Regions from separate parts of the Homo sapiens genome. Here region 2 is linked to region 1. Evidence: read pairs that join two places in POLR2A ChIA-PET (ENCODE). Cell type or tissue: GM12878. All regions are shown on one strand.

Region 1 (4,000 bases):
CCATGGCATTGGTTCTTCCTCTAACGGACTTCTGTGGTCCTGAGCTTAATGTTAGCCTGACGTATTTTCCTCGTCTATATGTTGTCTCAATTCCCTCTGTCCAGCTACAAAGTGATGTATTTGAGTTCTCCCCCAGAGTATCTGTGACATAATCTAAGAGAGAGAAAATTTAGCCTTTGGCTATACCTCTAGAGACTGAGAGGGTAAAACTGATGAAGAGCAGCATTTCATTAACCATGAACCACACAGTTTTCATTTATTAGGTGGCAGTGGGTCCCCATCCATGCACTCAGGGCTTCTGGAGCCATTCCCAGATCTGTCAGTAATCTCAGTAACTATTTATTGAGCACTTTCTATGTGCCAAGCGCTGTCCAAGAAGCTGAGGCATAAAAATGCAAAGGAAAGAAAACAAGATGCTCACAGTCTTTTAGTTTCCAGGTTAGAAGACCTACCTGCAAAACACTTACTTTCTCCTCATGCATAAGATGGGTTGAAATTTTACCCAGTGATCTGATTCACAGGTTTGTTTTCTTATTTATATATCTGCCAGCTGCCACACTTTAAAAAAAATTATTCTAGCAGCAAGGATCTAAAATAACAGATTTGCCTTTTTGAAATTGCTTAGCTACAGTTAAACATTAGCTATAATATCAAGTTTCACTCTGATATTTTAAATATTATTTTGATATGCATAGTCACATATAATTTTCAGAAAAATACATCTATACAGTCCATACTGTCCCATAAGCTGCTTTTTACAACCTTCCCATGTGAATGGACATTCCTTTAAACATCATTTTAAATATCTGCATGGTATGGCGGTAACAACATGAAATTTTCTATTAGATATGTAAGCATTTTTCAGTTTTTCAGTAATATAAATGACTCTCTGAGGGCAAATAGGAATCAAGCAATTTTTTGAGACTCTAAATACATTTAAAAATTAAAAGTGCCTATCTATATATTTTCAATTGTGGTACATTTTAAATGTTTTTCTTAACCAATCAAAACTTCTAAGATGAAAATATAAGGTAAAATAAGTAAAATATACTCTAACTGCATTATTCTGAAAACTCTTACAGAATTAGGAGAAAGTCTCTAATTTCTAGTGTACTGCAGGTCATGTGACCAAGCACAATTCTAAGTTACATGATCAGTGTCTTTCTTTTTCTTTCTCCCCAGTTATCTCTTTGACTTTAGGTATAACCTAGTTCAGAGATAACATCTAAAGTCTGAATTTGAGGCCCTAAGTAAATGACAGCCCTGGGTAAAATGGTCTCCTGCCTAGAATTGGTCCCTAATCCTAGAGGCGAATTTTCTAAGTTACAAGAAAGTTTTAAGCTTTTGATATGTGTTATCAATTTGCCCCCCCCCCGCAGGCTGGTACCTATTTACATTCTATTAAGCGTGTGTAAGAGCACTTCCCTATGTGTTTGTCATATATGTATTATCTTTTGTATGCTTATTAACGTAACAAACAACAACAAAATAGCTAATTGTCATTTTAATTGACATGTTACTGATTACCAATGAAGGCTATCATTATGTCATATATTTATTTGCTGTTTATATGATTTTTCTTTTTTTTCCCTTAAATATTCCTGTTCTTGGTCGTTTTGTTCTTTTTCTTTTTTTACCTCTTTCTCTCTCTTTTTTTTTTAGTTGTTAGCCTCATTACTTTAATTGAAAAACTTCTGCGTATAGTAAGCCCTTTGTCATATAGTCTCAAATATTTTCCCCAGTTTTATGATTGCCTTTTAATTTTATGGTGTTTGCCCTTCTGAAGTTGAACATTTTTGCTTTCTCTAATTTATCTCTATTTTCTTTGTGAATTCGGCCTTTGATGACATGGCTTGAAAGAGTAAGTGGATCTTTAATGGACTTCTATTCTCTCTCCTTGATTCTTATAAGCCTAATTCATTAGTGTCAGCCTACAAGCATTGCCCAAGCTTCCCCCTACCTCTTTCTTCCTTCTCATCTCTAGGTAGTCTCCCTCTGTTGACAAGAACAAAAGAGATGGGGAATAACTGTACCGGCTGGGAAAGGTGACACCTCTAGGGAGTGAAAGGTTGGCCACTCTGTCAGTTTGTGGTTGATGAAGTCACATGAAAAGGCCACAATGTAAAAAGTTAACAAAGTTTCAGTTACACCGGATGATGAATAAGTTCTGAAGATCTAATGTATAGCAGGATGACTATAGTTAGTAACACTGCATTGTTTACTGGAAATTTGTTGAAAGTAGATCTTAAGTGTTCTTATTTATGATTAAGATGAAAAGATGGAATGCGGTGAGGTGGTAAGAGCAGCGTCTGTCCAGCAGGCCTATCTATTTCGGATTAAAATGAAGGCCAGTGACATCTTGCCTTACCATGTTCCACTTCATTGACCAGGGAATTTCCTAACATGTGGTTGACTTGTGTCACTGTCAGATAAAGTAGCAGGGAACAGTCTTTTAAAAGGCATGGCCCCCTTTACATTGCCCCCATGCTACATTCTGCTAAGAAACATTTGAATTTTTATGGCTTTCCTGCAGTAACAAATTTTCCTCCTACTGTCAGGATTTGCTTCATGCAGAGTAAAGTGGGCAGCTTTCATTTTCATTTCATTATTACGAAAAGTGAGACAAAAAATGTTTTAATTAGAAAGTTAATGATTAAATTAATATATAATTTCTAAAATTCCTTAAACTCTTAAAAATAAAAAGCTTGCATGTTTAAACTAATTAAATTTAAAAATCAATAAAGATAAAAACTAAATCTAAACATAAATGAATGAGTAAATGTGAAGAGTGGTGATGGCTACACATAGAAAATGTGAGTAAGCTCCAAATTATGCCTAACCTTGTCCCTGTAGCTTCCTTCCTAAGTGGGAGGCTGCAAAAGCGAAGAAGAGCACAATTGCTGGAGGGAGGTCACAGGTCACTATTATCTACAGTTGGAGATCAGAGGAAAACCTTGTGTGCCAAAGTAAGTGATTCATAGAAATAACAGTTGAAGATGTATGAGACAGGATAACTGAAAGGTTCCAGTCTTTCAGAAGTTGAGATGAGATGAAATCCAGAGAATATGGGATACAGCCTCATTTTTAACAAGTGAACCAAAGAAGAAGGAGAATATGCTGGGCTGAATTTTTTCTTCCCCTTCATTTCCGCAGGTTGAAAAGATCATGGCTTTTTTTTTTTTTTTTTTTTTTTTTTTTGAGACAGATCTTGCTCTGTCACACAGGCTGGTGTGCAGTGGTCCAATAATAGCTCACAGCAGCCAGCCTCAAACTCGTGAGCTCAAGCAATTCTCCTGCCTCAGCCTTTCGAGTAGCTAGGAATACAGATGCACCACCATGCCTGGTTAATTTATTTTTCCTTTAGTAAAGATGTGGTCTCACTATGTTGCCCAGTCTGATCTCAAACTCCTGGCCTCAAAAGGTCCTCCTGCCTCAGCCTCCCCAAAGTTCTGGGATTACAAGCATAAGCCACGGCTCCTAGCCACATGGCATCTTTTATAAGTCCAGTAATCCTACTACATTTCTCTAGTAAGTTTCTTCTCCCATTTTTTTTCTCCCGAACCTCCCATTCCTTCTCCATTCTTATGAAAATGTCTATGCTTTCTGCTCTCCTCTCATTTTTTGGCTGGTGACTTTGACACATTGTTGAGGGGAAAAACCATCCGAACTCCCTCATCGTAGCACCATCAAATCTATAAATATTCTGGCATTTAAAACCATCTTTTACTTTGTCCCGCTTCTTAAAAATGAGGATGCTCCCAGCTACTTGGGAGGCTGAGGCAGGAGAATGGCGTGAACCCGGGAGGCAGAGCTTGCAGTGAGCCGAGATCGCACCACTGCACTCCAGCCCAGGCGACAAAGCGAGACTCCGTCTCAAAAAAAAAAAAAAAAAAAAAAAAAAGAGGATGTATCCCGTAGTCTCTGGATTTAATCTCATCTCAACTTCTGAAGGACTTTCAGTTATCCTGTCTCGTGCATCTTCAGCTGTTTTCTTTCTATG
Region 2 (4,000 bases), 51 kb after region 1:
TTCTGGAGAGTACGTAGAAATTCTCTGTACTATTTTGTTGCTTCCTGCAAATCTTAAGCTATATCAAAATAAAAATGTTATTTTTAAGAAAATGGTACTGCTCGATGCACATAAGTAAAGATATTTGAAGTAGGATGGCAACTTGGAGGCTTAGGACAGTGAATAGAAAGATAGTGTGGTTATTAGAGTAGGAACAGACAAGTAGGTCAACCGCCCCATGCTTCCTTCTGCATAAAGCATCAAGCAAAAGTGGTACCTGCCTTTAGGCAGCAGTAACAAATGTAGGGGCCTCAATTGGAAAGGAAGGACTAGGGCCTTTAGAATAATGGTCACTGTCAGGACAATGAGGAGTATCTAGCCCAGAGACTAGCTATAGGTACACCCCAACCAGCAGCCTATTCTGCCTCTCCCCAAAAGCAGCTAGCGGCAGTCTGCTGGTCCACTCCAGCATGACTTTAAGAGTTTCTTCCATAAGCAGACTGGAGTGATTAAATTGAGCTTTCTTAGGATGGCCTGGCAGGGCCTCCCAAATACAAAAATGCACACATGAATAATTGAAGTAAGCCAGCATCATGAGACAGAGGCACCAAATATGGAAGAATGAACACACAAACAAAGTTAATAGAGTAGGCAGCACTGGACTTTAGAAACACCATCATCACTTCATTCAACACATATTTCTTGAGCCTCTCTAATGTGTACCGGACACTCTTAATTTTGAGGGACACTGCAGTAAACAAAACAGGCAAGGTCTCTACCATCACAGACATTGCAGTTTACTGATTGAGACAGGCAATGAAAAAATAAGCAAAACAAAATATCTGTAGGCAAAAAGTATTTTGGACAAAAATAAAGCACAGTAAGTAAGCGGTGGGGGAAAGAGAATACATATGAGGATATGAAGTGCCACTTTGGGTAAGGTAGCCAGGGAATCCCTCTCTGCTGAGGAAATGACTGTTAAACAGAGACCTGAATAATGTGCCAGAGCAAGCTCCTATCATCCAGGGGGAGACCACAGCAGCAGGGCTAGGAACAAGTGTATGTGCTTAGAGCTTTGAAATGTTGACAACAGCAGGGAGGCCAAAATGTTTGGAGCAGAATGGGAATGAGGGGAAAAGGTCAGAGAATGCACAGGGGGCCCTGTCATATAGGCCATTCTAGGCCATTAGATTTTTTATTTTATTCTAATGTAGGCCATTCTAGGCCATTAGACTTTTGATTTTATTCTAAGTTTAATTAATACAGTATGTTCCAAGAGATACAAGAGAGTATTTTCACCAGCAATTCTTTTAAAAGAATCAACCAGCAGGCCAGGCACGGTAGCTTATGCCTGTAATCCCAGCACTTTGGGAGGCCGAGGTGGGTGGATTACCTGAGGTTGGGAGCTCAAGACCCACCTGGCTAACATGGTGAAACCCCGTCTCTATCACAAAATTAGCTGGGTGTGGTGGCAGTTGCCTGTAATCCCAGCTACTCGGGAGGCTGAGGCAGGAGAATCACTTGAACCCGGGAGGTAGAGGTTGCAGTGAGCCAGGATGGAGCCATTGCACTCCAGCCTGGGCAACAGAGTGGGACTCCATCTCAGAAAAAAAAAAAAAAAAAAAAAAAAAGATCAACAAGCAATCACGTAAAGGTTTCATTTTTGAAATGGATCATTCAATAGATGAGTAGAATAGCAGATGGGACACCAAAAAAAGAGCAAATTAGTGAGCTGTACAAAAAAAAAAAATTTTTTTCTCAGAATACAGGACACACACAGAAAAAGATGTAAAGGAAGAAAAGGAAGACTTAAATGACCCATCCAGGAGATCCAAATTTATTTAATACAAGTGTTGAAAGAGACTATTAGAAAAGTCCATTTAGGAAAAATGAAGATGGAGCAACAATATTCAAAACAATATAAATATAAACATATGCTTGAATTTTTATTAAAATCTTTAATTTATAGGAAACAGAAGAACTCCATATCTAATAAAGATACAAATACTTATCAAATAACCATTCATTATAAAATTTGGTCATATACTATACCACAAAAGAGATCTCAACATTTTCAGAGAACAGTCATGATACCAATCATGGTTTTGGACCTTATTGCAATAAAATTTCAAACAAATAAATTGATTCCTTTTTTAAATTCCATGAATTTATAAATAAAATATATTCTAAATAGTTTGAGTTAACAAAATCAAATACCATTTTACATCCACCAGAATGGAAAAGGGGTAAAAAAAAGACAATACCAAGTATTAAAGAGTGTGGAGGTGCCAGACGCGGTGGCTCACGCCTGTAATCCCAGCACTTTGGTAAGCCGAGGCAGGCAGATCACAAGATCAGAAGTTCGAGACCAGTCTGGCCAACATGGTGAAACCCTGTCTCTACTAAAAATACAAAAATTAGCCGGGTGTGGTGGTGTACCTTAGTTGGGGGAAAAACTGAGAAGCGCTGGTTAAGTGCACAGGCTCACCAGAAGACTCAGACTGTAAAACCATTTTCCGCCCCCAATACCTTACCGCCAGATCACTAAAGGTAGAACGGGATGACTAGACTAGAGCTGTCACTGGGTATTTTTCTTCCCTAAGGTAGGTTAGGCTCTGATGAAACCCTAGTAGGTTAGGTTTTTGTGAAACAGTTTCTTCTGAGGTCACACCTTGTTAAGAAGAGTAGAATGCAATGAAGTATTTCAGAATACTTTTTCCCTCCCTCTACCAAAAGCAGGAGGGGATTTTTCTCTGACACTCACTATGAAGACTTGTCAGAGCTCCTGGAAGTAAAATTCAGAAAAGCATGGGAATCTCCCTATGACTGGCTTTCCCTGGGGTTCGTAAACTGTCAGACTTGACCTCACTGCACCACCAGCAGTTGTAATTCAGGTGTTCCTTCCCTGGCATTGGATGGTCTGGAGATTTCTGCTCTTGGGTTTCTGCTCCTGTAAGTTGTGGTGATTCTTTGTAGTTGCCTATTTCTCTAATTTGGGGGGTGGTAGATTGCCCTGTGACCTCACTTCTCTGATGGATCTAAGAAGAGTTGCTGATTTTTCAGTTTGTTCAGATTTTTATTAATACTTGTTGTTAGAACACAGTGGCAACTTCTAAGCTTATATGCCCTATATTTTATCTTCTTAAATAGTCTTAGCACAGTAAGTATATAAGGAAACTTCTTTAACTTGAAAAAAGGTATCTATCAAAAACTTAGGCCAGGCATGGTGGTGCACACCTGTAATCCCAAGACTTTGAAAGGCCAAGATGGGAGGATTGCTTGAGCCCAGGAGCTTGAGACCAGACTGGGGAACATAAGGAGAGCCCATCTTTCCAAAAAAAAAAAAAATTAGCTTGGCATGGTGGCACACACATATGGTCCCAGTTTGAGCCCCAGAGGTTGAGTCTGTAGTGAGCTATAATTGCGCCACTGCACTCCAGCCAGAGCAACAGAGCCTAGATGTATAATTTACATGTAAAAATTAATATCTTTTCTATATTACATTAATTAGTGACCAGTTAGAATATATGTCAGAAAAAAAGTTATTTCCTAATTGTAATGTCCCCTGAAATTCATGTTTACTCAGAACCTCAAAATGTGACTTTATTGGGAAATAGAGTCTTTGCACATGTAATTATTCAAGGATCTCGAGATAAAATCATCTGGGATTTAGGATAAGCCCTAAATCCAGTGACTGGTATCTCTGCAGGAGAAAAGACATGAAAATTTTAGGGACACAGGGAGGAAGGCCATGTGAAGATGAAAGCGGAGATTGGAGTTATGCAGCCACAAACCAAGGAATATGAGGAGCCAGCAGAAACTGAACAGGGCAAGGAAGAATCCACTTCTAGAGCCACTGGAGGGAGTGTAGCCCTACCTATACCTTGATTTTTAACCTTTGGCCATCAGAACTATGAGAAAATAAATTTCTGTTCTTTTAAGCCACTGATTTTGTGGTAATTTTGTTGTTGTTTTGAGACAGGGTCTCATTCTATTACCCAGGCTGGAGTGTAGTAGCACA

Evidence for each region. ChIA-PET counts read pairs that join two places held together with the same protein. Peaks named below come from ENCODE experiments on the same cell type or tissue, not always from the same donor. Only the 100,000 strongest peaks of a DNase experiment are listed, where the experiment ranks them.
Region 2: POLR2A ChIA-PET joins it to region 1 with 5 read pairs; 3 of 35 experiments call an interaction of 5 or more read pairs at or near these places.

The regions. Positions count from the first base shown.
Region 1 is chr7:95,499,767-95,503,766 of GRCh38, reverse strand. The region is part of intron 2 of ASB4 (ankyrin repeat and SOCS box containing 4); the gene reads right to left. Among named protein-coding and RNA genes, the nearest start is that of ASB4, 16 kb to the right of the region's middle. RefSeq lists an enhancer at 2,368-2,417 and a silencer at 2,716-3,010. In GM12878, no CTCF peak of the experiment used is centred here; a DNase peak (open chromatin) is centred at 2,106; H3K4me3 peaks cover 377 bases; H3K27ac peaks cover 1,623 bases.
Region 2 is chr7:95,449,257-95,453,256 of GRCh38, reverse strand. No RefSeq gene overlaps it. Among named protein-coding and RNA genes, the nearest start is that of PON2, 16 kb to the right of the region's middle. In GM12878, no CTCF peak of the experiment used is centred here; no DNase peak of the experiment used is centred here.